4 separate regions of the Mus musculus genome follow, and all the other regions are linked to region 1. A link is a loop called in an ENCODE intact Hi-C map of the cell type or tissue named here. Cell type or tissue: left cerebral cortex. All regions are shown on one strand. Region 1 holds the start of Gm24762 (a small nuclear RNA gene). Region 2 holds the start of Eya3 (EYA transcriptional coactivator and phosphatase 3). Region 3 overlaps Stx12 (syntaxin 12). Region 4 has its middle 21 kb from the start of Eya3.

The links. Hi-C counts contacts between places; a loop is a spot of excess contacts. Peaks named below come from ENCODE experiments on the same cell type or tissue, not always from the same donor. Only the 100,000 strongest peaks of a DNase experiment are listed, where the experiment ranks them.
Region 2: a loop joins it to region 1, with 8 times the contacts of the local background. A loop is called at or near these places in 26 of 42 quality-filtered maps.
Region 3: a loop joins it to region 1, with 2.6 times the contacts of the local background. A loop is called at or near these places in 2 of 42 quality-filtered maps.
Region 4: it touches region 1 in a loop (2.8-fold over the local background); 5 of 42 quality-filtered maps call a loop at or near these places.

The regions. Positions count from the first base shown.
Region 1 is chr4:132,542,139-132,550,138 of GRCm38, forward strand. Dnajc8 (DnaJ heat shock protein family (Hsp40) member C8) reads left to right here. Exons shown (of 9, transcript NM_172400.3): 4 at 1,918-1,984; 5 at 2,519-2,613; 6 at 4,499-4,570. Gm24762 (a small nuclear RNA gene) reads right to left here and starts at 5,069; the gene lies at 4,966-5,069. In left cerebral cortex, CTCF peaks have their summits at 764, 3,918 (motif pointing right) and 4,872 (motif pointing left); DNase peaks (open chromatin) are centred at 800 and 3,914; H3K27ac peaks cover 1,674 bases.
Region 2 is chr4:132,632,965-132,640,964 of GRCm38, forward strand. It overlaps Eya3 (EYA transcriptional coactivator and phosphatase 3), which reads left to right and starts at 6,082. Exons shown (of 17, transcript NM_210071.2): 1 at 6,082-6,191. In left cerebral cortex, a CTCF peak has its summit at 3,837 (motif pointing left); DNase peaks (open chromatin) are centred at 3,771, 6,028, 6,564 and 7,412; H3K4me3 peaks cover 1,597 bases; H3K27ac peaks cover 1,093 bases.
Region 3 is chr4:132,851,613-132,859,612 of GRCm38, forward strand. It overlaps Stx12 (syntaxin 12), which reads right to left. Exons shown (of 9, transcript NM_133887.4): 7 at 6,807-6,879; 8 at 5,688-5,770; 9 at 2,452-3,946. The coding sequence ends at 3,854. Among named protein-coding and RNA genes, the nearest start is that of Ppp1r8, 12 kb to the left of the region's middle. In left cerebral cortex, no CTCF peak of the experiment used is centred here; a DNase peak (open chromatin) is centred at 4,762.
Region 4 is chr4:132,613,861-132,621,860 of GRCm38, forward strand. No RefSeq gene overlaps it. Among named protein-coding and RNA genes, the nearest start is that of Eya3, 21 kb to the right of the region's middle. In left cerebral cortex, no CTCF peak of the experiment used is centred here; DNase peaks (open chromatin) are centred at 3,077, 3,677, 4,232, 5,203 and 2 more places; H3K27ac peaks cover 2,687 bases.

The sequences.
Region 1 (8,000 bases):
TTCAAATTAAGGCTAGATTAACAGTTGTTGTTACAATCTTACAGTAACGCATACATATAGTGATATAAATGTTAAATAAAAGCAAAAGTCAAAGCACTTCGCTTGGGTTTACTTAATGGAATTAATTATACTGTCCAGGACCAAAGTGGACACAGAAGGCGTGTAGAAGTTTTTCTGTGGATATAATGATTTTTATATCCAAATAGAGTAACTACAAACTTATTTTTATTTGAGGTAGGATCTCATGTTGTCTGACTGTCCTCTAACACCTGGTTTGTATGATTGTCCTACTGTAGCCTTTAAATAGCAAGAATGACAGGCACAAACCATACGCCTAATCCACTCAGTAACTGTACCTCTTACAAATGGTTATAAGCACTCAAGAAATACCTCGCTTAGGTTCGTAAGATGACTCAGCAGGTAGAAGTGCCTGCTGCTAAGCCTGAGCACCTGAGTGTGATCCCAGTGACCCACATGGTCACGCAAATTGTCCTCTGATCTCCACACACTTGCCATGGCGTGTCTTCATACCCTCCACCCCAATAAATGTAAGAACTTTATAAAAAGTAAGTTACCTGCCTTAATGAAACAAGTGCTTTTTGAACTTTCTTCAGGAAAGTAGCTCTCTGATCCCTGATTCCTGCCAATGTCTTCTTCCTTCCTGTCTTCTTTGCATCATCATGCTTCTCACGTGTGAGTGAGACCTGGCCAGTGCTGACCCTCACACTCCAGTTCTGAACAGCAGTTTTACTGGTTGTACTAACACCCAGTGCTCCCCCTAGTGAGGCAGATTTCCACATTGCTGACTCATAGCTACCTCTAAGCTCCCACATGCTATATTAAGCTAAGATGTTTTTTGTTTTTGCCTGCTCAGTCATTTCCCATTATATAACTTTACAGCTTTATTCTTCTTGAGCTCTGATCTGTGCTTAAACTTCACATCCCATCCCCTCTTCCCAAAGTCTTGTTTTCCAATACAGTCCATTAACAGTTATTCCCAATATTACAAACAGTTTTTGGGTTTTTTTGGGGGGGAGGGGTTGTTTTGTTTTGTTTTTTCCAGACAGGGTTTCTCTGTGTAGTCCTGGCTGTCCTGAAACTCGCTCTGTAGACCAGGCTGGCCTCGAACTCAGAAATCCGCCTGCCTCTGCCTCCCGAGTGCTGGGTTAAAGGCTTGCACCACCACTCCCAGCTCAGCAAACAGTTTTTTAGTCCTTAATTAAACTTTTCCTGAGTCAACAAACTTGAGTTATGACCTCTTAGTGATTCATTAGATGGCTTCATAGTTTAGAGGACATATGACTTTAGTTTTAATCTATTCTCTTATTTAGGAGCTCTGTGGACTTGAACAAGTGCTTTGGGCTTTTCTGTGTCTATTTTACTTCATCTGGTAAATGTGTCCAAACAGTTAAATGAGGTGTCATACACAGAGGCTGTCAGAAGATGTTTTGATACTTTGACTATGTTAACCACTGCCCATCCTCCTCTGCATTGAGGTTTGGCTCTCCATATTCAGTTTATGCTAATTACTTGCATTGGTCATTTTGCTCACACAACAATCTATTTAGATGTAGGTACTCTGTGTCTTTCCAGGGATAGTGCAGGAAGGAGGTGAAGATGGGCTGACTGAGTTGCTCAGGGCTGCAAAGCTAGCATGTGACAAGGTTAGAATCACAAATCAGGACTGTGGGTTAACAGTAGGTTTCCATCTCCCAAAATGGTTCTTTTTGCGCCATGTAGTTTCTCTCCCATCAGTGGTAGCGAGCAAGTCAGGAGTCAGTCTTATAAACGTCTGAAAGAGTCATCTGGAGCTTTCTTACACAAAGCTCAGATTCTCCTCACTTACTTACTGATGTGCACGAGGAGCTCAGGCCCCGCCTGTGAGCCTCTGATGCGCCTGACTTCTCTTCCCTGCAGTTGTCCATCCTGGTGCATCCTGACAAAAACCAGGACGATGCTGACAGAGCACAGAAGGCTTTTGAAGGTATTTGTGCATTTACCTATATTTGAGTGATATATGTTGTCGATGCTAAGTAATAACTGATTGTGGAAAGGCTGTGGATTTCAGTAAAGCAGCCATTTAAGCAGAATGTCTCCCTGGGGGCTGAGTGTGTAGCTCAGTGCTTGCCTAGCATGCTTGATAGAGGCCTGGGCTCAGTCCTCAGCACTGCAAAGAAAGTGCACATTAATCTTGCTTTGTTAACTTTTGTGTCTACCAGTATACCTTTATTGCAAAGGTTCCTTTTTTCTTTGCTAAACATAAGTGGGAAACTTTATCAATGTATTAAATCTAGATGTGGTATATTTAGCTTTGAGTGTATATTTAATAATTTTTTCTAAGACTTTCAAGGTCATTGCTATGGTTGTATGCTTTTTTTTAAAAATGGGTTTAACAACATTAAATAACTTACCAAAGTAGGGAATTTTTAGACAGTGCAAGTCCATTTACACTGCCTGAGCATAGCTCAGACTTTGAGAGGCATTTGCAGAAACAGTTAACTTCAATGTTTTGCATTAGCTGTGGACAAAGCTTACAAGTTGCTACTGGATCAGGAACAAAAGAAGAGGGCCCTGGATGTAATTCAGGCAGGAAAAGAATACGTGGAACACACTGTAAGTATCTCTAGTGCTGCTGTGTTTATAGGAAGTGACAGCAAGCCTGGGGCACCATGTAGAAGGGTGTATGCAACCTAGCAGTGCAAACCACTGGTCATTCTCTCTATCGGTTAGCTGTGCTGCTCAGGAAGAGTGCCCAAATCTAGCATCCTTTCCTGAGAGGTGAGCTCAGGGTAAGATGTGGCTAGGACACTACCACTCCCACTTCCCTGCCAGTTCTGTGTGGTGTTTGTTGATAGACACCTTTAGTCCCCAGCAGAGGTGCCATCCTGCCTCAGAGAGTGGGGAAGTGGAGCTGTTCAGACCCTGTTGACTCCCTGGTTTGTTGAAGGATTTAGAAATGAGAGAGGCTGTCACGGAGCTCTGAGTGAACATCCAGGTTAATGACAGCAATCTGAAGGCTCAGTTGAACAAACTAAATAACAGCTTTTGTTTGTTTGTTTAAAATGGGTCTGACTGGGGTTGCAGGACAGGATAGCCTGGGCTGATTTTGACTTCTTAATTCTTCCACTTTACCTCCTGAGTCATGGGATTATGGGTTGTATGCCATAGCATCCAGGTAGAAAGACCTTTGTTTTTTTTTTCTTTTTTGTAGGATTATTTTGAAAGAGGGTCTTATGTAGTTCAGTCTGGCCTTCAATTCGCAATGTACCTGAGACTGACTGTAAATTCTTTTTAAGTGCCAGATTTGTTGATGTGTGTGAATGTTTTATCTGCATGTATGTATTGCACCATGGGCATGCCTGGTATGCAGGGAGGTTAGAAGAGGGTGGCATGAGTTTCTGGTAGTTTATAGGATGGTTCTGAGCCACTGTGTAGGTGCTGGGAACTGAACCTGGATTTTTGCAGAAGTAGCTGCTAAGCCATGTTAAGGGCACTTGGCCTGGCATTCCTGATCTTTCTCTATGTGTAGTTGCTAGGATTGTAGGCACACACCACTGGGCCCAGTTAGAAAGTCTCTCTCTCTCTCTCTCTCTCTCTCTCTCTCTCTCTCTCTCTCTCTCTCTCTCTCTGTTTTTTCCCCCCAGTGGAGTAAGAATCTCAAGACTCTGTCAAGAGTGACATATGTCTTCAGTGGAGAGTCAGTTAGGAGTCCACCTTTGTTTTGAAGAGCTTTGGAGTCTGAATCAGAACTTTGTAGGCAATGACAATAAAGATGGACCCATTTTAGATAAGGTCGAGGAGGGAAAGTAGGAAAAGGAAGGCGCTGGAACCGGGTCCTGCTGGTCACGTAGTACAGGTCAGGAGAGCACAGGACAGGTTCTTCAATCCTCTGTAGTTCCTTAGAGTTCCTGGCCACAAGGTGGCAGTAAAGTGTTTCTGAACCTGGCTGCCTCTCATAGGTCACTGGTGGGAGTAGTGTCTGTCTCCTGATCATATCCATCAATGCCGTGTGAAAATTACGGTTTCCGGGAATTTCACAGTGGAAACTATCGAGAATGTACTTTTAGAAATACTATTTATACCTAAAATACCACCCATTTAGTAGATCCTTCCAAAGCTTGGCAAATGTGCTTTCTTTGCTATAGCTCTGACCACAGGTTAAGAAAGCTAAATGGCCATGTCTGTGGCTCAGCCATTATAAGTTGGGGACCTCTCTGCTGGTTGCACTTTCCCTGGTGGGTGCAGGCTGGAATGGACTTTAGATGGAGCTAGAGGAAGGACCCAAGGCTCCAAGTCTTAGTTGCTTTTTACAGTGTTATCAGAAATTGTTGTTGTTGTTACTAATGGTGCAGGAGGAGGCTCTTGCCTTCCTCTTACCCTCTCTATGCCTATGGAGGAGTGTGTTATCCTCTCTTTATGGAAAGTGGGTGTATATACAGCTCAGTGGCTATTCTCAAAGGACGAGGGCTCATCTTTTGATGAAAAAAATTGTTTTTAGGTTAAAGAGCGAAAAAAACAACTGAAGAAGGAAGGAAAGCCTACAAATGTGGAGGAAGATGATCCCGAACTGGTGAGTTATCGTGGGAAGCACTGTATCCTGGGTGACGGTGGGTTAAAGAGAAAGGCTTCCCGAAAGCGTGTACAAGGACATTGATTGACCTTTTAATCCATCCTGTGTGTGCATATGTTTGTTTTCCATCTGGGTATGTGTTACACGTATGGTGTGTATGGGTTCAGTTCCTAGCACACACACGGCGGCTCACAATGCCTTGTTAAATAACTCCAGTTTGGAGAGATGGCTCAGCAGTTAAGAGCACTGATTGCTCTTCCAAAGGTCCCAAGTTCCAATCCCAGCAACCACATGGTGGCTCACAACCATCTGTAATGAGATCTGATGCCCTCTTCTGGAGTGTCTGAAGACAGCTACAGCGTACTTACATATAATAAATAAATACATCTTTTTTTTTTCTTTTTTAACGCTTCACGAATTTGTATGTCCTTGCGCAGGGACCATACTAATCTTCCCTGTATCATTCCAATTTTAGTATATGTGCTGCTGAAGCGAGCAAATAAATAAATCTTTTAAAAAAAAAAAAACCTCCAGTTCCAGGAGATCTGATAGCTTCTCTGCTGACATTTAAACACACACACATACACATAAGTTAATTAATTAAATAATAAAAAAACTTGGGAAAACAAGGTATGGTGGTTCATACCTTTAATCCCAACACTTGGGAGGTAGAGGCAGATAGATCTCTGTGAGTTTTGAGGCCAGCCTGGACTATATAATGAACTCTAGTACAGCTGGAGCTACATCAAAACCAGTGAGGGCAGGAACTGATCAGCAGAGGCCATGGAGGAGTGCTCAGCCGACTTTGTTATACAACCCAAGACCACCAGCCCAAGGATGGCACCACCCACCGTGGGCTTGGGGCATCTCCGTTAAACACTGAGAAAATGCTGCTGCTTATCGCCATCTTCCTTGAGACTCCTGCGCCATGAGAGCGGTGTTGGAAGAAGAGAATGCACAGGCTGAGGTGCAAGAGAAGAAAGATGAGGCAGAGGGCCAAGTAAACCAGCCTGTGCCCCATGACGCCTGCAGGAGCAGAAGTGAGGGATGCTCAAGGCCGGGACACCGGAACAAGCTGTCGGACTGTGTGCTGCTGTCGGTAATAAGTCTCAGGAGACCCGCAACGTCACCTCACCACGATCACCTGGGAAAATGACTGCCTTTCCTAGGACCAAAACAGTCCCGCTGGCCCTCTGCCCTGAACCTTTGGCACTCTGGACTAGTTCTGGTCTCGTGGCCAAGTGTAACTCATATATGATAAATCCTCTTGCTGTCAGCTGAAGAATCAAAAAAGAAAGAAAGAAAGAAAATGCTGTACAGTTAGGTTTTATGGAAGCAAATTTTCAACAGATGTTCTGTCCTTTTAGAAATTCTAGTTTGTGTCAAGATGGCATTAAACTAGCCAGCAGCTACTCAGACACATATACATACATATATACATACATACACACAGAGACACACACACCCATATATATATATATATATATATATATGCACACACACACACACACACACTTGTACATAGGAACTTAGAGGTTGGGTTCTGGGAAAATGGCTTTTATATATTTTTAATTTTTAAACTCTGTGCATAGGTGTTTGCCTGCATATATGCTTGGTACCTTCAAAGGCCAGAGGAGGGTATTCGCTCTCCAGGGAATGGAGTTACAGATAGTTGTTAGCCACTGTGTGGGTGCTGGGAACTGAACCTATGTCCTGGAAGAGCAGCCAGTGCTCTTAACTATTGAACCATCTCTTTAACTCACAATTTAGTGCTTTTAAAGATACTAAAATATATTCTGCTGGGGAATTGACTTGATGGGTCAAATGCTTGCCACGTAAGTCTGAGGGTCAGAGTTTAGATCCCCAAATTCCAGCATCCACACAGTGGCTCACAACTGTCTGTGTCTCTAGCTCCAAGGGATTTGACACCCTCATGCAGCCACATACATACATATGTGTGTGTGTGTGTATATATATAATGTTTTTAAAAAAATGAAGTGCCAGCACTCGGGAGGCAGAGGCAGGCGGATTTCTGAGTTCGAGGCCAGCCTGGTCTACAAAGTGAGTTCTAGGATAGCCAGAGCTATACAGAGAAACCCTGTCTCAAAAAAACCAAAAAAAAAAAAAAAAAAAAAAAATGAAGTGTAAGGGGATGGAGAGATGGTTCAGCAGTAAAGTGCACTTTCTGCTTTGGTTCCCAGCACCACTGATGGTTCCCAGCAGTCTATAGCTACAATTCCATGGGATGCAGTGCCTTCTTACCTTTGTGGGCAACACATACATAATGCACCCACATATTCGTGTAGAAAATGAATACATTAAAAAAAGAGGCCTTCATGAGTGTATGCCTATGATCTAGCAATTGGGAGGCTGAGGCAGGGGATTACCCTGAGTTTGAGCCCAGGTTGGGCTACATAGTTAGACTCTGTCTCCAAAAAATAGCCCACAACAAACAAATAAGACATAAGCAAAACCTCACTAAACTTACTGAAGGCAAAGACGTAAAATGCCGACGGGGACCTGGGATGTAACGGCTGTGGTGGGATCTGGCCACTTGTCTTTACTGCTTCTCTTCAATAGCAACCCTGTAGTAATAACAACTGTAGCATCCTTTCTTAAAAGCCCTGGGTGGACTGGGAGATAAATGTGGTAGAGGTTTCACTTGAGAGGCCTTGGGTTTTATCCTCCATTCTATGAAGCTCAATAGAGTTCTTGGTCTTTATGGTTTCTATTGAATGTTGTGTTATATGCTCCTTTCGATGCATTGCTTAAGGTATATTGTGTAAGGTGAACTGGCTACAGAGAGACAACTGGCTCAATCAAGGTAGAACATGTTTGTCCTGTGCAGTAGGCCTAGGCGGTGGCTGCTGGTGGAAGCTCTGCACCATGTGTCCTTCAAGGTCTTGGCTGTGGCTCCCACCTTCCTAGTCTAGGGTGTCTCATCATCTTGCTCATGTGACTAAACGAGACTACAGGGGGAAATAGAGAGATGCCACTCCTTCTCAGAGTACCCTAGATGTCCTTTATAAGTACAATGACTAAACTCTAGAGTCACATTGCCATACCTAGCTAGGAGCAGGTGATTAGCGTCTTTGTCCCTTTAGATAGGATTGTGATTTGGGGCATGTGTTCACTGTGTAGGATTCAGCTTCATCATTCTGTCCACTGAATCAAAATTATAAAATACTATAAAAAGAGTAGAGCTGGGCAGTGGTGGCGCACGCCTTTAATCCCAGCACTTGGGGAGGCAGAGGCAGGCAGATTTCTGAGTTCGAGGCCAGCCTGGTTTACAGAGTGAGTTCCAGGACAGCCAGGGCTACACAGAGAAACCCTATCTTGAAAAATACCGAAACAAACAAACAAACGAACGAACGAAGGAAAAGAAAGAAGAGTAGAAGTTAGTCTTGGAGTTTTAGAGAAGAGAGCACCC
Region 2 (8,000 bases), 91 kb after region 1:
TGGGAGAACTAGCCTATCTGGTACTGGCAGTGGTTATCTGTAGTGAGGACTGGCAGCAGAGGTGAGCTTGTCTTCCCGCGACTGCCTGTCTTCTCTACATTCTCTTTATATCCTCCAGAGTGACTCCTCTGTCATCTCCTGCCTTTGACCTAGAGATGCAGTCCCCGACCTTCCAACCATACACTGGAGTCTTTATTTTGACTTTTTTGGAGACAGGGTAACTGACTGACCTAGAGTTTACTATATAGACTAGGCTGGCCTCAAACTCACTGAGATTACCTCCTTTTACCTCCTGAGAACTGGGACTAAAGGCATGGACAGCCCTAGTTTTGTTTTAGTACTAGAATTATGGACAAGACTACCATACCTGCTTCTAAAACTATATTCTGTAACCTGAATTCCTGATTCCTTCTGCCCCTACCCACCCAAGTGCTGTGATTGCATGTGCACACTGCCATGCCAAGTTTTGTGTGTGATAAAGCCCTCCTTCCTTGCTTCTTTGAAGCAACTCCTGTCTATGTTGGCTGGACATCAGCAGTTCAGTTCATAGATTAGCAGCAGCAGTTCGGCCCACTCACAAACACTTCACGGATATACCAGCAGTCCAGGTCAGTAGAGTTGGGTTATCATACAGTAATCAGTGGCGGTGGTACTACCTAGCAGGTCAGCCTGGGTTACACAGCAAATCTGACATTAGGCTGGGACCATATATCAATAAGCTAAATGGTATCTAGAAATTATCTTGAGGCTAGAGAAGGAGCTTAACGTGAGGCCCAGCCAGGATTTACTCCATAATCCTCCAATCCCAAATTAAATATGTGCTGAGAACAACAGATGGGCCAGGAAGATGGTTCAATAGGTGAAGCCCAAACTTGAGGACTAAAGTTCAGATTTTGAGAACCCCTGTAAGATCCAGGTGGGCGTGGTGACCCTTCTATAATTCCAGTTATAGGGAAACAGGAATCTCTGGAGCAAGCTGCATAGCCACAGTAGCCAAAAACCCGAGCCCCAGGTTGAGGGAGAGACCCATTCTCAATCTATAAAGCAGAGAGGGAATAAGGAAGACTCTCGTCATCCGCCCTGGCCTTCCATGTGTCCATGCACACAGGTGTATATGCATCTGCACACATGTGCACCTACATGTATGAACACGCACCTCTACATGAACTCACCACACATACATATACATACTAAGAATAGAAAACACTGACAGATATAAGCCCAGATCATTGTCAAGCATGAAGGTTTACATTGATGACCATTAAAAACATGGGTCATACATGATCTTTAAACTGGAAATAAGTTGGGAGTGGTAGTACATGCCTTTAGTCCCAGTACTCAGGAGGCAGAGGCAGATTGCATTTCTATGAGTTTGAGGCCAGCCTGGTCTACATATTGAGTTCCAGGACAACCAAGGCTACATAGTGAGAGTCTGCCCCCCAAAAAATTAAAAATAAAAACAAAATCAAACCAGGCAGTGGTGGCACACACCTTTAATCCCAGTGCTCAGGAGGCAGAGGCAGGCTGATTTCTGAGTTTGAGGCCAGCCTGGTCTACAAAGTGAGTTCCACGGCTATACAGAGAAACCCTGTCTCAAAATCAAAAAAAAAAAAAAAAATCCCCCCCCAAAAAACTAAACTAGAAATAATTCAATTCAGAGGTCAGTCTTACTTTAGTGTTTTGTCTTATTTAGTTTTGTGTTTTGATTTGTACCTTGGCTGTTTTTCGTAATATCTGTCTAGAATAGCCTTTTTTGTTTTGTTTTGTTTTGTTTTGTTTTTCGAGACAGGGTTTCTCAGTGTAGCTCTGGCTGTCCTGGAACTCACTCTGTAGAGCAGGCTGGCCTCGAACTCAGAAATCCACCTGCTTCTGCCTACCAAGTGCTAGGGTTAAAGGCGTGTGCCACCACTGCTCGGCCTTAGAATAGCCTTCTTTTGTGTTAATTTGAGTGAATTAGTCCTAATCTATTTAAAAAAAAAAGAAAAGGAAATTATATAGATATGTGAGTGTTTGCAACTAAGCTTGAAGGAATCATAACAGCATTTTTGGTATATTCATTTAGGTTTGTCCTCAGAAATACTGTAATAAGTCAGGGGACAACAATAACTCACAAAACATTTCCATGGGCTATAATATTAAATAGGGGTACTGTGGTATATGCCTGGAGTCTCCCATTCGGAAGCAAAGACAGAAAGACTTTCAGGACAGAGAGAGATATAGCAAACCCTGTTTCAAAACAAAACTCAAAAAACAGAGAGGAGAGGGAGGAGGAAGAGGCGGAAGAAGAAGAAAAGGAGGGGAGAGAGAAGGAGGAGGGAGAGGAAGAGGAAGAAGAGGAGGAGAAGGAGGAGAGAGGCATGAAATCACTGAGAAACTTGTAAGTAAATACAAACCTTCATACTTGGCTCCCCTGTTGCTCTTCCTGAGTGGGAGAGAAGCTTGACCCAGCAGTCTAGGATCCTGGGCTCTGAAGTCATCCTGACCTAGTTTAAGTCCCTGTTGACTGTTTTTTTTTTTCTGTAATTTTTTAATAATTTTTTTTTTTGGATCTTAAGAGAAACACAACAGGACAGGCAAGCTGTAAGTCTTGGCAGCCCCAAGGAGGAGGGAGACAGAGCAGAGAAAGGTGCCTTTTGAGTTAGGTGCAGAGGTCAGCCATGACAGAGAGCTGGGCCCTGGGAGGGTTGCTTAGCAAGAAGACTAGGAAAGCACAGAGCATCAGGGAACACAGGCAATTATCTAAAAGAAAGAAAAAGACTAAAAACGTGGAAAAGGGAAAAGCAACACTTTGGATGGGTTGCATGGTAGAGGCTCCACTGGCAACTGCTGCTCTGTGGGTTGCTGAAGCAGGGCCTGGCTGTGTAGTCCAGGTTGGCTTTGAACTCACCACCCTCCTGCCCCAACCTCCTGAGTGCTGGGATTACAGGCATGCATCACCATCCCCAGTTTTGTTGTTTGCTAGTCATGTGACCTCAAGCAAGTCTCTTAATTCTTCCCTGATACAATACCTCATCTATAGAGTGAACTCAGTTGTAGTTTCTGTGTGTACTTGTAAGACTCTACGTCAAGCCCTATAGTTTTTGGGTTTTTATACGTTTGTTTTTGAGACAAGGTCTCAGTACTGAGACTGGGCTGACCTCCAACTTGGAACAGTCCTCCTGTCTCTGCCTCTGCAGTACTGGAATTACAGGCTTGTGCTACCATGACCTCAAAACACACAAACAAATACAAAGCAAGATGGCTCCAGCTAGAGGTCACTATGTGAGAGGAGGCTAGGCATGCAAACTGAGAGAGAGTTGGGAAAGACTGGTCAAATGAGACCAGTAAGGAGCAAGAATTTCTTTCCTTAAAAGATGCCAAAGACTGGGAGTGGTGGGGAATGTCTTTTATCTTAGCAGTAGAGAGGCAGAGGCAGGCAGATCTTTGTGAGTTTGAAGCCAGCCTGGTCTACATAGAGAGTTCCAGGACAGCCAGGGCTACATAGTAAAACTGTATACATATATGTACATATGTCTATATATATACTACAAAAACAGACTTTTTTTTACATTATCGATTTACCCATGTATATGTGTATGAGTCTAAGTACAGCTTGTATGGGGGAGAGGGGATAGGGAGAACAGCTTGCAGAAACTGGTTATTTACTCCCGCCATGTGGGTCTTAGGGATTGAAACCAGGCCACCGAGTATGGAGGCAAGTATCTTTACCTGCTGAGGCATCCTGTCGGCCCTAGAGCGTTGTTTTGTAATTGCTAATAAGCATAGGATTGATGTGTATGTCCAGTGTGTACTTTGGGAAGAGTGTCTGGGGACATCACATTGTTTGTGGGCTCCCTCTGGTGGAGCTGGTGGTTCATGTCAGTCAAAAAAAAAAAAAAACAAACAAAAAACAAACCAATGAGCAATTAATCTATGCTTTCATGAATTGACTGTTTACTATGTAACATATGTTACATAGTAACATATTGCTAAACATTGCTAAAATACACCCCCCCAAAAAAAAAAAAAAAAAAAACATGCCAGTAGGGCACAGACTCACACCTGTGATTCTAGTACCTGAGAGAAGAAAGCAGAGGAATCAGGAGTTCAAATCCATTCTCAACCACAAATCTAGTTGGGACACAAGAGACCTTATCTCAAAAACACAAAACAAAAACCAAACCAAAAAAAAAAAACCAAAAAACCAAAAAACAAAATCCCAACTAACCAACCAATCAACCACTCCTCCAAACCCAAATCCAAGCCCTTGCAGAACTTATATTCTGGTGGGGAGACCGTACGCCAACCCCCCAAGAAACTGATTGGACAAACGTCATGAGAACAATTATCAGGGGGTAGGAAAGTACAAGGGAGACAATCGCTCCTGTTCTAGCACAGCATCAGAGGCGTCAGAGGCGGTCTCAGTGAGAAGGCTCATTCGAAGATGTAAAGGGGGTGACAAGGTGAAAGAAAGAGCTGTCTCAGGGAAAAGTACTCTAGGTAGAGGGAGTAGAAAGCAGACAGCACCAGAGCCTGCCTGCAGGCTGGGAGAACAGCAGAGGCCAGTCTGTTGTAAGTGGAAGGAAGGTAGGACAAAGTAGGTTAGAGTTCTACTCGAAGAGTAAAGTCTTCTGAGTCCTGTAGGTGATGTAAGGATTTTAGTGTTCACACTGAGACAGAGCCATTGGAAGAAGCACACGATCTGATTAAGGCTTTCACGGGAGGCTCTCTTCTGTATTGAGTATAGGGTAGCAAACATGAATGGGACCCTCAGAATTACATACTGACTGTGGTTCATACCAACACAGGTGGAAAATGGTCCGATTCTGCAAAGACTTTGAAGACAGCATCTACTGATTGTGCTAAGTAGGTGTGATGTGTGAGAAAGAGCAGTTAAGATGCTCGCTCCCCAAAAAGTAGTTGCTTAGAAAATTGTTGAAATAGAAGCAGTTAATAAAAATCTTTTATTTTTATTTGTATTGAAAAGCTAGGTTTTTGTTTTTTAAACTTTGTGGGTTAATCTAATATTTGTAATTCTGGGTCTTTTTTTCTTTTTTTTAAAGATTTATTTATTTATTATATGTAAGTACACTGTAGCTGTCTTCAGACACTCCAGAAGAGGGAGTCAGATCTCATTACGGGTGGTTGTGAGCCACCATGTGGTTGCTGGGATTTGAACTTTGGACCTTCGGAAAAGCGGTCCGGTGCTCTTACCCACTGAGCCATCTCACCAGCCTGGGTCTTTTTTTCTTGAGGGTCTTTCCCTTCAAACATGAATGGAATTGAATACACTGACAACTATACAAAGCCTGTCTTCAACTCCATTCCTCGTCCACACTTGAGTTGTATTTTAGAATTAATGAAGCATTAAAAAATGTTTCTGAGCTAAGAAGGTGGATCTCTTGATTTCGAGCCCAGTCTGATCTTTAGAGGGAATTCTAGGCCAAGGTCCATAGAGAAAAACTTTTCTTGGAAAAACAACAACAAAAAACCACCCCCACACACACCAAAACAAAAACAAAAACAAAAACAACAAAATGTTCCTGAAAACAATTTGCACAAAATGAAGGCAGCTGCAAGTGTAATATAATACTAGGTATAAACTAAATTTTCGGATAGAAATGTTCACTTTGAGTTAGCCTTTCAAGTGTCTTCAAAAGTTCCCATCCATTTTTCCTCTCCTAGTCTTTCTAACTCGACCAATTGCAGTCAACATTTTTCAACTTCGTCGTCCCTTTACGGTAGGAATCACACACATTTTTTTTTTTTAGAACTTACTTTCAAAGATGAGAGCGGTGGCTGGGCATGGAGGCACAAGCCCTAGGCTGAAGGAGGAGGGTCCCCAGTTCGAGATCAGCCTGATCTGACTTTGTTTTGGGGAGGGCGGGAGTACTTTTCACGAAGGCGGCGGCAATTTAGCAGCACCAGCATCCTCGGAAAGTCATCTCGTGCGTAAGATCCAGGGAGTCAATCACGCAACTGGGTCTGCGAGGTGGGCGGGACCTAAGCCTTGCCCCGCCCCGAGACGATTGACTGGTCCTCTGGGTTCTGTCGGAACGGGGTGTGGATTGTTAGGCGGTCCCGCATCTACTTCCGGTGGCTAGGGATGCGCATCCGGGTCACGCTAACGCCGCGGTTTCCGCCACTCTGTTGGTTCCAGAGTGGGTCCGTAATCGTCCCATGTCGTGCTGGGCAGTGTCTGCAGCCGTCTGGTGAGTCCCCGCCGCCGCCAGGGTGTGAGCGCGGTGGCTCGGGTGCAGCGTTCGGGGTCCCGGCTGAAGAGGTCCTCCTTGGTCGTGCTGGGTAGGGGGTCCCGTCACCGTCCCCCTCGTCCCTGCCTGCCGGTCTGCCCTCGAGCTTTTCCCGGGCGTCGCTCTGGCCTCGCCCCTTCTCGCCTAGGCGCCGGGTCTCTGCCTCCCCCTTCTCTCAGCACTTCTTCCCGATCCACTGTTTTTCCACCCGGAGCGTTGGGGTTCGGCTCTGTCCCCCAGCCCTCCTCGCCTGTGACCCTTCCCCCCTCCAGGGACTGGTAGATGACAAGAGTGTTGCGCCTGCCCTTTCAGAGCGAGAGGGCTTCCTCCGAGTCCAGATCCTGGCCGACTGCTCCAGCTTGGAGGCGCGAGGTTAGACTTGAGGTCGCTTCCCCAGTTAGAGAACAACAAAGGCGTCCCCAGGTCCTCGCACTGCCTCAGTTTGCTGGGCTCTCTGGGCAGCAGCGAACAGGTGGCGGACTCGCTGGCGGGCTTGTGAGATCTCCTGAATTGACAGGTCTTCGTCCTGTCTGTTTTGAGTCCTCTGTCCCACGAGAATGGATGTGCACAGCTGAGGCAAAAGTGCGGATGTTCTTCACTCTGCATGGATTTAAAGTTAGAGGACTCCGGGTTTCTAAACTTTTAAACGACTGTGATGTGGTGTGGTGTTGCTGTTTTCTGCCAAGATTCACCAATGTAATATCATTTTCCTTATAAGCCAGACATTGTTTCTTAGAACGTTCTTTTTAACTTCTTTTTCTCTAGTGTTGCTACCATGGTTTAGAAATCATGATCTTAGCATTTTAAAATTTAAGACATCTTATCTTACATTTTCTGGAGGTTTAAAATCATCTATAATGTGAAAAGGGTTAGACTTTATAATGGTTAATGTCCTGTTTCTCAAATTTTGTGATCTAAGGTATATCTAGAGGTACAAATTTGGATAATTCTTTTTTTTTCCTCCCTTCCGGTTTTTGGGGTGTTTGTAGCATATCATTGCAACCATCATTTTCTTTTCGTCATTTTGTGCGTGATCAGTCTAAAATTCAGTATTAATAATTAAATATGTACAGAACAAATAACCGCGTTTATTATTGGTTCCTCTTGGCACAGTTCTCCCTCATATACACATAAGAGAATAGAACATAGACTGCCATATTCCAAAATTGGGCCACTCCCTTCACCTATTTTTAGCAAAGGACTTTGGAGCTTGGCCATGTTAGTCCTAGATGCCACAGAGAAAGACCCTTCTGGTTGGCTTTCAGGATTAACCTGGCCAGGGAAGCCCCTATGAACATTTATCTGTCCTCCCCTGCACCTACACAAACTGGGAAGAGGAGCCTTTGTTCAGCCTGACCTCCTCATTTCCCAGCAACAACCCCAGTAATCGTAGCTGCTCCGTTGACTTCTTTACCTCGAGGTTTGACGAATATTTCTTTTTTTACATATATAGTTGGTGCACAACTTTTTTTCATTTCTGAACTTTATGTTCCTTTCCACCCCTCCACTACCGTCTTCCTCTCCTTCCCTCTGTTTTTGTGGTGTGTTTTGACCCTAGGCTGTTACCTGGAACTTTTGGGATTTGCTATGTAGTTTGGAGATGGCATTGAACTCGTGATCCTCTGGCCTTCTAGACTCTGGGATTACAGGTCTGTTCCACTGTGTTTGATAGTTTTGGGGTGGGCAGGGTTGGGTTTTTTGTTTTGTTTTGTTTCTTTATATACCTCTGACTGTCTGACTGTCCTAGACTCACTTTGTAGACCAGGCTTG
Region 3 (8,000 bases), 310 kb after region 1:
GGAGTGTCTGAAGACAGCTACAGTGTACTTACATATAATAAATAAATAAATCTTTTTAAAAAAAAAAAAGAAAATTAAGTGCAGTTTAAATCTGTAACTCCAGCTTCAGGGCATCTGATGCTCTGTTCTCACCTCCTTGGGCAACCAGCACACACAAGGTACACACACAGACACCTTCTAAACTATAGTTACATCGAGATTTTAAAGTACTTGTATTTTGTAGTGCTAAAAAGCAATACTGGAAAGAAGCCTTTGAAGCTTAGAGCTGAACGTCTGGAGAACATGGAAGAAAGCAGGGGACTCCCAACTCTGGGAAACAGAACGACTGAGGTGTGACAGGAGTCCTGTGGCCTGTACTTAGTGACCAGAAGCCAAAGCTTCATTCCCATGACCAAGATAGTCTCTGAACAGAAAATGCAAATCAGACCAAATAATGGAATATGTGGATGAGGGGCTTAAGTGTTTTATTTTGCCAACTAAATGGTAATTTCTCTTATTTTCCTTCCTTCCCTGATTTTTTTTTTAAACAAACCAAAAATACCCCACTACCAACAAAACCCAGCCAAAGCAAAGCAAACAACGCAGGGTCTTACTATGTCTATGTGGCCCTGGCTGGCCTGAAACCTGCCATCTAAGGAGTGCATGGAGCGCTACCTCCCTCTACTCCCTGAGTGCGAAGATTCACGGCCTTTATTACCCTGCCTGCCCGGTAACTTCACTGTGAGGTGTAAGTTTAGTTCAAATGTCACCGACTGCATACTCTGTGGGTAAGTACTCCTTAGTGAAATATAAAAGATGTGTGTGCATGTAGGTTTAGTATGTACACACAAACATAAATGCTCTATGAGCAACAATCTAATATGTATCAAGTTCTTATTGTGAAACATTACCAATGAAGTGGCCAGAATTCTTTTTTTAACCCTACATAGCACTAATTCGTTTTAAGAGACTGGAAGGGCTGAAAAGACAGCTCAGTGGTTAAGAGTATTTGTTGCTCATGGAGAGAATCAAGGTTCAGTTCCCAGCACCCACATGGTGGCTTACAATCATCTCTACTATCAGTTCCAGGGATCTGACCCTTGCTCTTAATTCTGAAGGCACCAGGCACGCACATGGTTCATAGCCATATGTGCAGGCAAACATTCATATACATAAAACAAACTTTTAAAACCTACCCTTTTCTCTTTTAAAAAATTTATTGTATGTATGTGAGTACACTGCAGCTGTCTTCAGACACACCAGAAGAGGGCATCAGATCTCATGACAGATGGTTGTGAGCTACCATGTGGGTGCTGAGAGTTGAACTCAGGATCTCTGGAAGAACACAGTGCTTTTAACAGCTGAGCCATCTATCCAGCCCCCTTTTTTCTCTTCTTAAAAAGTACCCAGCACTCCTAGAACTTTTCAATGTCAATACAGGAAGCTAAACAGGAGATGCAAAGTGGATAGGAATACAGAAACATATTTACAATTTGTATGTTCAGATTAGACATCTGTTAAAAATTTTATAATAATAGATAAATAGTTGATAGATAGATAGATAGATAGATAGGATGGAAGCAAGCAATAGAGAAAACATGGGGTTTATGAGCTAAGCAACTTGTCCAAATCCCCTCGGCAGGTCACTGGTGGGCTAGGGCTCCTCAGTCCTTTTATATTCCAGTCTAGTTTCTGACTTACAAACAAAGCTCTCAGCTGGGGCTGCACACAGCATGCATGCGGAGCAATTCTTATGCAGGAAATACACCAGACTAAAAAAAGTTGAATCTCTGAGCAGGGAGACCAGGGCTTCAGCACTTAAAAAAAAAAAAAAAAACCTTCTAAAATGAAGGCAAGAGCCACTGACCCAGACCACAGTGCCTCCAAAGACAATCAAGTGCAACACAGGTTCTAGGAATAGGTTTATTAGAGCTTCCCAAAAACCACTACAACTCCAGGCCAAGTTCCTACCTCTTCCCACAGCCATCGTGACAGCCACCACATTGTCATTATACAATCACAGCCACTTTGTTGTCCCAATAGCTTGTCACAACAGATCACGTTTTTTATTTCTTGGATTGTTGACACAAATGACATATCCAAGTCCAACTATGATCTGAGAACAAGGGTTTCTCTCTGAAGTTACCACGTGGGCCACTGTGTCGTGCAGACAGATTTTCTTCCTTTCCACCTTTGTCTTAAAAACAGAGTCTGATCTCAAAGCTCTCATGCATCCCAGTCTGGCCTTGAACTCACAACCTGCCTGTCTTGTCTTCTCAGGTACTAGGATTAGAAGTGTGCAAACCATAGCTGCTCTCTGTCCTGCTTTTCAAAGGAAGGCATCAAAGCCTTTTCTACTCCCAAGCCAAACCTTACCTGCTCTCCAGGTTTTTGCAGCTCTGTGTTTTCCATGGCAGAACAGTACCTAATACCTATGTCATTAGGATGTTAACTCATAAAAATAACTACAAAAGCTTTTAAATGTTTATTGGTATTAAGTAGGTGGGATGGTGCAAAAGCGCAGAGAAACTTATGCATGTGGGCCCTTGTTTCTCTGCTGGTCACATTAGTGTAGAACAAGATTAAGTAACATTATGAGGAAGAGAAGAAACAAACATAAATACAGCCACAGTAGCCAGATCCTCTAACTCAGAGAAAGATGAGCTGACATTTCTGGCCTCAATTCACATTTATCTGAGAGCCTAAACCAATTACACACTCTCTTGACTGTTCTAGGCCTGTGAAAAAGGGCAGTAGACAACATTTATATACAAGACAGAAACATTTTATTAAAACTGTTTTCATCTAAAACTACACAGAGTTTGATCTCTTGTTCATAAATTAGGCTAAGTCTAACATCACTAAACCAGTATTATTTACAAAATGAACCTTTGTTTTGCTATATCAATAGGTTCACAGACTGAGTTTTAAACCCCACTTCAGTCTAAATTTCAAAATCTTGCCATCAAAGCCAGGCAACCCTTACTTACAAGGGTCAGGATTAGCCTTTGACAGCAACATTTATCATTCACCAGAATGAAAGCCACAGGTGAACGAGATGGAATCATGCCAAACGATCCACATTTACTATCCAAAATCGGGCTGTGCCTAATTCTTCCGTTCTATGCAGACAGGTGGGAGAGACCCGACTGATTGTAAGCATGGTAATGAACCGATCCTCTCTAAACAGGAGTGGGATGGCTTAGTGTTCGAGGATGGACTCTGTAAACACCAGCAGACAATAAAGGCAATTCACCTCAGACCCAGACTGTCCCACACAACCTGGCAGTGGGCCGGCTCTGCCAGGTTCTTCTCATTTTGTCTGAAGTCACGGGTGCAATGTTCTTAATCCCCAGTTATATATAGTGCCAAAATCTTACAAAACAGAAAACAGACCCCTCAGAAACAAAATCAAAATGTTAAATAATAAAAATTGCTGGCATATTGTACAGTTTCTCAGACTCTAATAGGCTGGCTCCAGATGGAAATTTATCTCAGATACTCATAAAAAGGTAAAGTTTGCGTATATACAAAAAGACAAATTTATGATGTAGTGTCACCTGTCAAAAAGAATATCCACGATGGAACTGTCAATAAACACTTGCAATAAGGGCAATCAAAATACAAGAGAAAGGAAAATACAAAGGAATAAGGTAATTCGTTATTTGACAAATGAATAGAATGTATGCATAAACTGATAAATACTGTCTCCATGGTCACTAATTCCAAGGACTAGTTAGTAGTTAGATTCTAGCTAAATTATCACAGGACACTCTGGTACACTCTCTTCTGTGGTCAGTCTGTTCTGGCAAGACTCTCTCAAGCACTTGCCCTTGAAAACAACTCAGCAGGAGGAGGCTCTGAGGCAAGCACTTCATTTAGAAGCAACCCAGATAACAACTACCAAGACTGTAACAATCACTGACAGGACAAGCACGAGGATACACATCTTCTTGCGAGATTTTTTCTGAGGAAAGAAATATTTAAAGACACTCATGAAACAAGTAGACATTTGTATACCTAAGACTCGGAGTGCGTCATCCTCTGAATCCTGCATCTCCTTGTCATTCAGAACATACTTATAGTTCACTGCTGAGATTCAGCCCAGGTCCTTGTGCATGCTAGGTAAGCGCCTCACTTCTGAGTGGCATCCCCAGCCTGGAATTAACTCTTGCCACGCATAAAGATGCAAACATCTTCTCAAAAATCTCAAGTCCACAGTTCTAAGTAGTACTGCAAGTGTCATCGTCCCCAAATACAAATTTGTGAGGGAGCTGTGCCTTTGATCTAGGTGTTATCTGCTGATGTGACTTGTCTCACAAGCCAGTCTACTCTTGAATCGGCTGGAATTACAAGCAGTGCCACAATCCCCCGTGGGAGATGGGAGCTGAGGATTTGGACTCCGGGCTCCTGTCTGCTCTAACCACTGAGCCTTCGCTCTGGGCCCTTGTGTGTGCATTTTAATAACTCACTCCACACCTATCAGATTGTATGTTTACTGTAAAATATATGAGCAGTAGAAAGAAAATAATCATCCATATGTAAGACTGTTAACATAAGATTCTACTTCTTTCTGCTCTCTTGTTTGTGTGTTTATCTTTTTGTTTGAGATAAGGTCTCACTACGTAGCCTTGGCTGCCTGGAGCTCTCTCTATAGTCCGGGTTAGCTTAATCTATAGAGATCCACTATCTTGGCCTCGGAAAGCTGGGTTACAGGCCCATGCCAGCATGCCAGGCTCCTCCCACTCCCTCATCTGTGCACATCCCCATTTGGAGTAACTGGATCAGCCTGTACATTTGGTGTTCTTCTTGTTAGCATTTAGCACAAACGCTCCTGTTCTGCTACAATCTCATCAACATCCTTTAGCTCCCACATACTACGACCCTGAGTAGATGTGATTACGCTTTTACTGCTGTGAACTAAAATCATCAGTTTTTCAAGAATACTGTTATGAAACTCAACTTCCTCAAGCATATTCCCAGGTAAAATACAGCTACCCTAGGAATACAGAAAATGACTAAAATGCTAGTTACCTCTAAAAGGTCATACAACACCATTTTTAATATCTAAAACCTCAACTATAGACTCAGAAAGAGTAGGGTGCTGTGCCACACACCTTTAATCCCAGCACATGGGAGGCAGAGGCAGGAGAATCTCTTTGAGTTCCAAGACAACCTGCTCTACAATGTGAATTCCAAGCCAGCCAGGACTACACAGTGAGACCCTGTCTCACAAAACAAAACAAAAAGACTCAAAAAAGTCATAAAGCCAGCAGAATCACCTCCATGGTGCCTGAGGCCTGTTCACCATGAGCCGTCCGTCACAGCCGGTTCTATGGCTCCATGCTCTGAGTCAGCAGTCGGCTACAGGGTCTCTGAAGCTCTGCTGTCCTGCGGCTCTTACTCTCCCAACAGTCCCCCATTTAGGATATAAGGTTAGCATCATGCTAGACTTTAGGCATCAAGCTAGCTCGTGGCATTAGCTTTATAGCCACACAGCTTCTATGTAAGTTATTCAGGATTTGATGGTATTGGAGATCTGGCTACAAAAATAAATACTAAAAATGGGACTAGAGCTGCAAACTATGACTGCCTGCATCCAGCTTAAACTCAAGCAAAAGACTGCAGCTGCCAGCAATGTGTTAACACAGCCTGGAAGTTCACAGAGTCTACAGCATAGAGTGACTTTCTTTGACTCTGGCTTTTACCTGATAGTAAGCAGCTCTTTGTAGCTGATCAGTGGCTCTTTCCACATGCACCTCCGAGCTTTCCACATTGGCTTCTATGCTATCTGTAAAACATACGATGCACATTTTAGCACATTCAGGTATTTCAATACTGAAAAAACCAAACAAGCAAATTTTTTCTTTTTTAAAAAAAGTATATAGATGTTTTATCTGCAATCTGTATACCATGTACATTCCTGGAGGGTGTTGGATCCCTCAGAACTAGAGCTACCGATGGCTATGAGCTGGTGAGTAGGTGCTGGGAATCAGACCATAGTCTTTTGGAAGGGCAGACACTGTTCTCAGCTGCTGTGCCATCTATCCAGCCCCTCTGAACATGTCTGATGGCACAGGCCTTAGATTCACCATTACCATCCAAACCAGCCAGCCACGAGATCAGAAATGTGCTTCTTTTCATTTAGTCTTCTGAGATAGGGTCTCACGGAGTCTGAGATGGCCTCAGCATCCTCAACAACATGCCCTGTACCTGACGCTGCCTAAACTCCCGACCGTCATGCAGCCACTGAGTGCAGAGGCTACAGGCATCACTACCATTCCCAGCTACACGTTTCTAACTTGATAAGAGAACAGTACCATTCTTCAAAAATAAACACTGACATATTTAATAGTAGCAGGTTACTAATTATGTAACCTATATAGAGTTTAAGAGAAAAGACTGGGGGGGGGTGCAGACGGCATATTTATGTATCTACACACACAGAGAGGTGTACATCACAAAATAAAGGGGGCACAATGTTATTAACCAGGAAAATCCTGGGTAGGGATATATAAAAGATTTCTTCTATTGTTTTTATTTTGCAGCTTTTTATAAATTTGAGATCATTTCCTCATTAAAAAGCTTTTAAAAGTTACTAACCCCGCAATCCCTGAGCGTCTAGAGCTCAAAGCTGGGGTGTGACAGGCCTTTCTCTAACAGACTTGCAGGCTGTAACAAATGAACAGGGTTCACCCTCTTCAGCCTTTACACTTAAATGAATTCAGTAATTTTAAAAAAAGATATTCCTAAGTTAAGTTCCCAGTGACCCATCTTACTGAGTTCTTTGTACTCACCCTAAGGTTAGATGTATTAATAGTACATACCGATCAGATCACCTTGGTCATGGATCATCATAGCTAAATCTTTAAATATCTGATTGACATCCAAAATGTCAGCCTAAGGGAGATTAAAAAAACAAAAACAAAAACAATTAGCTCACACTAAGCAATATGCTAGAAGATTTTTCTTTTCTTTCCCTAAAGATTAATAATCACATGCATTTTAAAGGTTTCTCCATGAATAGAAAACTATCTATTGCTGCTTACCTAATACTGTAGAACAACAGACACGAACCCCACTCACTGAGCAATATTCACTGCCCATGTTACCTGGGAACTAGTAAGATCATTCAAGCCTCAACTGTATCCACCAGACGCTGGAGTGCTGTGGTGGACACATGCTCAGTGTGACGGCTCTAGGGAGAGCAGACCAACGTCAGCCACTACTAGGCCTTCTGACTAGAGAATTTAAATGGCTTCTATAGGACTGTGTTGCCTGGAGAACACATAGAAGACAAGCAGCCAAGGAGATGGTTTCCACAGGGCAGACTATGTGAGGAACTATGTGAGGAACTACCGGATTCTGTGTCACTTGAATGATGCCCTATAAACAACTTCCAACTGACAAACTGTTGGAGAACAGTTGGCAGGGTGAAAGGACATCACTTGGAAGCTGATCTGACTGAAAATGTTCAATAACTTCCCAGCTTGGTGGGCTCAGCTGCACAGTATCTCCAGCAGTGATGGAGGTAAGATTCTCTATGTTCAGGTTTATACTTTCATAGGTAATAAGCCATGGCAAACACAAGTCAGGTGGAAGAGCAATGGACTGGTGCCTGTTAAAGGTATGTGCGTATGGTATGGTGTGAATAAGTATTGCCCCAGGTGGAGGGCCATCCAGGAAGGGTTAGGAAGGATTGGAAAGGGTGGCCTTGTTAGAGGAGATGTATCACAGGGGGTGGGCTTTCAAGCTCCAAAAGCCTAAGCCAGGCCCAATTCATGTTTTTCTTTCTCTCTGTTCTCTCTGTGTTCTCTCTCTCTCTGTCTCTCTCACTTGTGGATCAGATGTTAGCTCCCAAAGCCCGCCTGCCTGCCTGCCTAAACTGTAAGCAAGTCCCTACTTAAATGCTGGAGGAGAGATAGCTCAGCAGTTAATCAGTTGTTGATCTTGCAGAGGACCCAGGTTCAGTTCCCAGCACACACATGGCAGAGCTCACAACCACCCAGAACTCTAGTTCC
Region 4 (8,000 bases), 72 kb after region 1:
GGCATTATAGGTAGACTGCTTGACCATATTGTTCTGTAAATTCAAGTAGACCCGGTGTTAGGAACTGGAGAGATGACTCAGCTGTTAAGTGCGAGCCCTGGAGCTAGTGAGTTGGCTCAGGGGGTAAGAACACTGACTGCTCTTCCAAAGGTCCTGAGTTCAAATCCCAGCAACCACATGGTGGCTCACAACCACCTGTAATGAGATCTGATGCCCTCTTCTGGCAAGTCTGAAGACAGCTACAGTGTACTTATGTATAATAATAATAAATGAATCTTTGGGCCAGAGCAAGCAGGGATTGAGTGAGCAGAGTTGACCTGAACGAGCAGGGCCGACTGGAGAGAGGAAGGTTGACCAGAGTGAGCAGAGGTCCTAAAAATTCAATTCCCAACAACCATATGAAGGCTCACAACTATCTGTCTAGCTACAGTGTACTCATATACATAGAAATAAGTAAATCTTAAAAAAGAAAGAAAGGAAGGAAGGAAGGAAGGAAAGAAAGAAAGAAAGAAAGAAAGAAAGAAAGAAAGAAAGAAAGAGCGAGTGAGCGAGCGAGCCCTGGTTGTTCTTGTAGAGAACCCAGGCTGGGTTCCCAGCACAGACACAGTGGCTCACAAATTTGTAACTCCAGTTCCTGGGGATCTGATGCCCTCTTCTGGTCTTTGTAAGCATCTGAACTCAGGTGCACACACATACACATGAGGATGACAACCTAGGCTTAAGTAACTACCATTATGAAATATAAAGCAGCAAGTGGGTACCTGGTAGGCCCATGGCCTTGAGTAATTACATTATGTAACAGATCTGGTATAAAGGGGGCTTGTGGGCAGGGGAGGGAGAGGAGTGAGGACCTGAAGAAGAGGGGAGTTATGGGAAGGGGAAGAGGGAATGCTGGGAAGAGACAGAACATGTGGGAAGAAGAGAGCGAGCAGGGGTAGCAGCTCCTTTTATAGGCAGCCTACACTTGGTAAGCCATTATTGCTAGGTTAGGTTCCTGGGAAGAGTCTAGTAGAATCACCTATAAGCTAACAACTACAAACAACAAATCTATTTGTTTGTTTGTTTGTTTGTTTGTTTTGAGACAGGATTTCTCTGTGTAGCCCTGGCTGTTCTGGAACTCACTCTGTAGACCAGGCTGGTCTTGAACTCTCAGAAATCTGCCTGTCTCTGCTTCCCAGGTGCTGGGTGAAGTGCAGCCAAAGGCTTGTTTTGTTTCTTTACAAAATTTTTCTGAGGTAGGAAACTCACTGTGAATGGAGGGATTTGGGACATGCCACTCTAGACATGTCACTTTGAAAGACCTCAGTGGGGAGACCCCCACTCACAAATCCCGAGATGGCATGCACACCCAAGGAATCACAAGAGACCATCTTGATGCAAACACACGAGGTAGTTTAATGTCGGAGCTCTGGGCTGACACGTATCTCACACAGGAGACAGAGGTGTTGACCACGAGGCTCAAAAGTTAGGGGTTTATATACAAAATAGTTGGTGGCAGGGGAAGAATTGGCGAGGTTACACACAATTGGACAGTTTAAACATCAGCAAATTGTACGTGCAGAGCAGGGTGACAGCAATTCTGAGGGTCAGGTGCTTAACTTGGCTGAGATAGTCTTTGTATGCCTCTATCTTTATGGATAGCCAGTTCCTGGAATGACTTAATAGCAACAGCCTTTGTTCTTTGCTCTTGGCTCAAAAAGCCCTCCTAACTAGCAAGCCGCGTGAGTCATGGACCTTGAATTTAATTTTCTTTCAACTTCAGTACTTTGAATTTTATTTTTTGTTATTTTTAAAGTTATGTGTACCTGTGTGTGTTTGTGTGAATGTGTGCCACATGAGTGTGGATGCCTGTGGAAGCTAGAGTTATAGGTGGCTGTGAACCACCTGCTGTGCTGCTGGGAATGGAGCTCAAGTCTGTGTCAGGGGCAACAGAAGTGAAGAACTGCTCAGCTGTCTCTCCAGCCCTAAAACTTTTTTTTTGTTAGTTTAGAAAATCAATTTTTTGAAGCTGAAAGCACTTGAGATACAGTAAATTCAGGAAAAGCTGATTTTTCCCTTCCTGCCTAAAAGCATCCTATGACCGTCTCTCTCGTGAGTCCCTGCTGGTGGCAGGATGAGAACAGTCTTCTTTCCAGACGTGGATAGCTGACACCAAAGAGACGAACGCAGATCAACCTGTGTTCCGCTGGTCTCTCCCTACTGAGATAATAGTCACTGTCTAGTCACTGTCCCACAGGGCCCTCTTCCTTACTTCCCTTGTTTTGTCCTAATCCTAGAGTTGGTTATTAGTTGTACTGAATTTATCAACTGGATCGGGAGGTTCTTAACCTATGCTCTCAATACTTGGGAGATGGAGGCAGGATGATTGTGAATCTGAGGCCAGCCTGGGCTACTTAGTGACTTGGTCTGAAAAGCAGATGAATGAATGAATGAATGAATGAATGAAGGCTGAGAATGCAGCTCAGTTAGCACAGAGTGCTCAAGTAGTATATACAAAGCCCTGGATTCAATTGCCAGCACCAAATACAAGTTGGTATGATGATTCACACTGTCACTCAAAGTCATTCCTGGCTACAAATAGTGAGTTTGAGGCTAGCCTGGGATACATGAGATCTTGTCTCATTAAAAAAATGAGGCTAGCCTGGGATACATGAGATCCTGTCTCATTAAAAAATGAGGCTAGCCTGGGATACATGAGATCCTGTCTCATTTAAAAAAAAATCCATCAACTATATTAACTTTTGGGCTTTATGATTTCTCCCATGAATGTGTAAAAAATTTGAATAATTTTTTTCTTTTTGCTTGAGACAGGATCTCATATAGCTCAGGCTGGCTCTGAACTCCTGAACCTCCTGTCTCCATCTCTTAAATGTTGATATCCAGGTGTCACCACATCCTACTGTTTCCTATTCTTTAATTTAATTTATTTCCCATACTTTAATTTTGTATAATTTTTGGGCTTGCCTCAGGACCTAGGAAGGGAGAAGGAAGTTTTTTCTGTCTTGCCCAGGATACAAATCTGGTGCAAGAATGAGATGTTTGAATTTTTTAAATGTAAATGAGTGCTCTATCTGCATGGACACCTACATGCCAGAAGAGGGAATTAGAGCACATTACAGATGGTTGAGAGGGGCCATGTGGTAACTGGGATTGAACTCAGGACCTCTGGAAGAACAATCCATGCTCTTAACTGCTGAGCCATCTCTCTAGCACCAGAGACATTGAGCTTTTAAGGGACAATAAGTGCCATGGTTTGGATGTGCAAAGTCCCCATAAACTCATGCACTTCAGGTTTGGTCCCTAGGCAGTGGTAGTATTTTGGGAGTTTGGCAAAATTGAAGCAGGTGGGGCCTGACTAGGTTAAAGAGGCCCCAGGAGAATGGCTTTTTACTTTGTTTCCTGTCTGCTGTGAGGTAAAGAAACTCCCGAGTCCAATGCTTCTGCCACCAAGCCCAAGGGCAAGCAATCTCGGACCTAGCCCGTGGGGACCTAACCATCTCAAACCACGAGCCAAAATGAACCTATCCTTCTTCGGGTTGTTCCTGTCTGACATCCTGTTGCAGTGATGCAAAAATAACTAGAACAACAATCCTGGCCTGTCAGCCTCTCTTAGGTTGAGATTCACAATGGCACATGTCCTGTTCAGAGGTCTAACTGGTCCAAAGGGCACCCAGTGCAGTCTCCTGCATCTTCTAGGCGTCTGTATTCAACAAAGCAGCCACAGCAGAAGTCTCCTCTCTTGGTCTAGAAATTGAATAGAGTTTCAATAGAGATACTAACCTGTAGGATCCTGCCACACACCATACTTTCTTTTAGAACTTTTGCTTGTTTGTTTTGTTTTGTTTTGGACAGGGTTTTTGCTGTCCTGGAACTCGCTCTGTAGACCAGGCTTGCCTTGAATTCATAGAGATCCTCCTGCCTCTGCTTCACTAGTGCTGGGATCAAAGGTGTGGCCATCACTGCCTGGCTTCTTTTAGAACTTTTAACCCTGATGGAAACTGCTGGAGAAGACGTTGCTCCAAACAGAGAGGGCGTGTTCAGTACCAGCTTTGAGGACATCTAGTTTTGTGTGTCTACCATCCCTGCCTTCAGAGAACTTCCCTCCCAACCTACAAGGCTGCCAGTCACAGGATTTCTTCTTTTTGGTGACAGAAGTTACTCAATCCTGGGTCAGCTAGAATTTCTCAGTGGGTAGAGACACTGGAGGCGGGACACATGAGGAACTGAGTCATCCCGCGGTTCTTCTTTAGGGCGGTTCTTTCCATATGGATCTTGGACCTGTAATACCACCATCTGGGAACTTGCTAGAAATATACTACACTTGGTTCTTTTGCTTTCCCCCTTGTACTGACTCGGGAATTCTGGGACTGGGCTCCAGAAGTCTGTTTTTAACAAGCCCTCCACATGATTCTCTTATATACTAAAACTGCCCTAGAGAGACTAAATGTTTCTTGCCCCTTTCTCTGTCTTGGCTGTTGACATTCCCCTTTGATTTGTCACTCTGATCCCAGGGGATCTGACTCTTTTCTAGTCTTCATGAGCACTGCATACAGGTGGCACACATATATTTCTATACATGCAGGCCAGGGCCTCCTATTTCAGGCTCCTGCCTCAAGAGACTTGCCAAGACCCTTCTAATTTCCTGCCATTCATTCCTCTGAATGCACAGCATCGACCTGTCCTGTCTTCTGCCAGCACCTGCGCTTGAGGACCCCGCCCCCTGCGGGCACTGGCACTTAGGCTTGAGGACCCCGCCCCCCATGCATGCACACAAGCCACAGCCTCAACTCTATGAGTCTCTTTTTTAAAAAACAGGGTTTTGTTACTTATGCCAAGCTTGCCCTGAACTAGTAGCAATTCCCCTGCTTCAGCCTCATGCCTAAAACTAGAAGCTATTCTCCTGCCTCAGCCTCATGCCTGGACTAGTAGAAATTCTTCTGCCTCAGTCTCATGAACGCTGGCGACTCAGGTATACATCCAGCCCTGCAGCTGAGTGTGGCTTTTCAACAGCTCAGTTGTTACCTCTGCCCTTTGCTTCCTCAGTGTAACCAGTCTGTATTCTGTAATTTTCCTCAGAATTCCTGTTCTCCAGCTCATGATTCATTTTACTGTCACTTTTAAGGGCTTACTGAGTTTCCCTGAGGTAGCGGAGTCCAGGACGGAAGTGGGTTTCTAAACAGCAGCTCTGGCTCGTGACCAAATAGCATCTAAACATGGCTGCTCTGAGTTGAGCTGAGTCCCTGGAGACAAGCCTCTCTAGCTCGTGTTTTCCCATTTTCCATCCCCAACTACAAAGTGGATAAAATTCAGGGAAGCGAAGGAGGGTGTGACTGTGAGAAAGTCGAGGGAGCAACAGGAAAGGGCAAGCCTTGCTGTTTCCTCCTTTGGGATGCTGTTAGGGGTTCTTTGAGACAATGATGGGCGGGAAGAATGCTGACATCATCCCTGACTATTCTGCGCCAGGTACCTAAATTTTCCGAGACTCTCGGGCTCCTTATCACATCCCTTCAAGTTAAGAGGGAGGCGCTCTGCTATGTAGCTGAAGAGACTGAGGTTCAGAGGTGAGGAGCCTCATGTCCGTGCCTTGCTGTACCTGAAGATATAGTCAGGCCCAGATGGAAGGAGAACAGGTTCGAGCCCCACCTTGCCCTCCTGTCTGTTATTGGTTCACTTTCCATTCAACTTCTAGTTAAAAAGAGCAGCAGAGGGGCAGGGTGGTTGGAGAGACGATCCGACAGTTGAAAGTGCATTACTGCTCTCGCAGAGAGGACTCACAATTGCCTGTGGCTCAAGTTCCAAGAGATGCAGCACCTCCTTCTGGACTCTGCTGGCACTACACACACACACACACACACACACACACACACACACACATGCTGCATACATACATAGTTGAAACACTTATACATATAAAATAACAAAAATGTTTTAAAAAATGAATTCTTAATTGTGTGTGTTGGCTGACTTTATGTCAGTTTGACACAGGCTAAACTCATCTGAGAGGAGAGACCCCCAATTGAAAAATTGCTTTCATGAGATTGGGCTGTGGGCAAGCCTGTATTTTCTTAATTAGTGATTGATGTGGGAGGGCTCAGCCCATTGTGGGTGGTGCCATCCCTGGGCTTGGTGATCCTGGGTTCTCTAAGAGAACAAGCTGAGCAAGCTGTGGTGAGAAAGTCAGTCAGCAGCACCTTTCCATGACTTCTGCATCAGCTCCTGCCTCCACGTTCTTGCTCTGTTTGAGTTCCTGTCCTGACTTCCTTCAGTGATGGACTATGTCTTTTTTTTTTTTTTTTTTTTTTTTTCAGTGATGGTCTATGATGTGGAAGTGTGAGCCAATAACCCAGTTTCTCTGTAAGCTGCTTTGGTCATGGTGGTTCATTGAAGCAATAGAAACCTAACTAGGACAAGGCATTTGTGTGGGGGTCATGTGCACGTGAGCGCAGAACTCATGGCCGCCAGTAGAGGGTGCTGGATGCCCTGGAGCTGGAATCACAGGCAGTTCTGAGCTGCCTGATAGCGTGCTGGGAACTGAACTCAGCTTCTCTGTAAGAGCAGCAAATGCCTTTAACCACTGAGCCAGGCTCCCCTTGCCTCCAGTAAGAATTTTGGTTTCCTTTTTTTTTTTTTTTTTTCTTCTTTGAGATAGGGTTTCTCTGTGTAGCCCTAGCTGTCCTGGAACTCACTCTGTAGACCAGGCTGGCCTTGAACTCAGAAATCAGCCTGCCTCTGCTTCCCAAGTGCTGGGATCAAAGGTGTGCACCACCACTGCCCAGCTGTCTATGGCTATGTTTTTGTCTTAAACCCAGGTGTGGGATCTGGGACTGCTTCAGTTGGTCCACAGCCCTTAACTATGGTTGTCTCGTGTTCTAGTGGGTGTGATTCTAGCAGGGTGTGATTCTTTGCCGGTTGCAGAGAGTTTAATTCTAGGGACTCTGGAGAGGGTATCAATAGGAGAGGCCTGAGAGGGCCTGTAACAGCTGCTGCTCCTCCCTGCTGCTGCTGCTGCTGCTGCTGCTTATGCTGATTGCTGGATTCCTGGGTATTCTGACGACAAAGATCGGACATGCCCCTAGGAACCCAGTGCCCCTAACCAGCAGGAAGTAGTCTAGAGAGACCTAAGCCCCTTTCCTTTCTAACCTTCTTTCTCTCCTACCTAGTGATGGGGGGTTGGAAGGATTGGGGTGGAATAAGGGTTGGAAGGGTGGTAGATATAAGAACTCAATAAAATAGCCAAAAAGTACACCTATACCCCCCCTTTTTTAAAAAAGAGGAAACATGAGGAAAAGTTCCAGCACAACCCTGATGTAGAAAAATGAAGTCGTCTGAGGCCCAGTGTGGTGTTTCTGAACTATAGCTTCAAATCTCAGGAGGATCAGAAGTCAAGGTCATCCTTGAACATAGCTAGTTCAAAGCCTGGGCTACAGAAAACCTTATCTACAGAAGGAGAAGGAAAAAGAGGAGAAGGAGGGGAAGAGGAAACGAGGGGAGCCAAGAGGTGTAAATGAATTATAAAATCTAGCCAGCTCCTATAAAAGACACAAGATCTTAGTATTTTATTTTTAAGCTATAAGACTAGACTGGGCAGGTTGTGAGCTAGTCTAATTTATATCCCAGCCATATGTCTCCTGTTTCTTGCTGTTTGAGTCTCACCCAGGTTATTTCTGTTCCATCAGCCTGTCCTCAGGGTCCACTTCTCTTGGCCAAGTCCTCATGGTCCATCCTCTCTCATGGCCTCCTCTCTCCTCCCTCCTTCTTTCCCATCTCTTGCTCCTCGTCATCCCTACCTGTGGCCACTAGCCTGGTAACTGAAAGCCTGCTTCTCTGTTCTCCCACAGGAATTGGCTGTAGGCACTTTTATTTAACCAATAGCTTTAAATTAGGGAGCAAGGCTCCAAGAGCATCACTTGGAGTGCTTGAGGATGTGCTCATGAGGGGGGCGGAGCAACCAGCCCTGGGCGGGGCACTACTGAGCATTTGAATACAAAGCAGCACCAGAC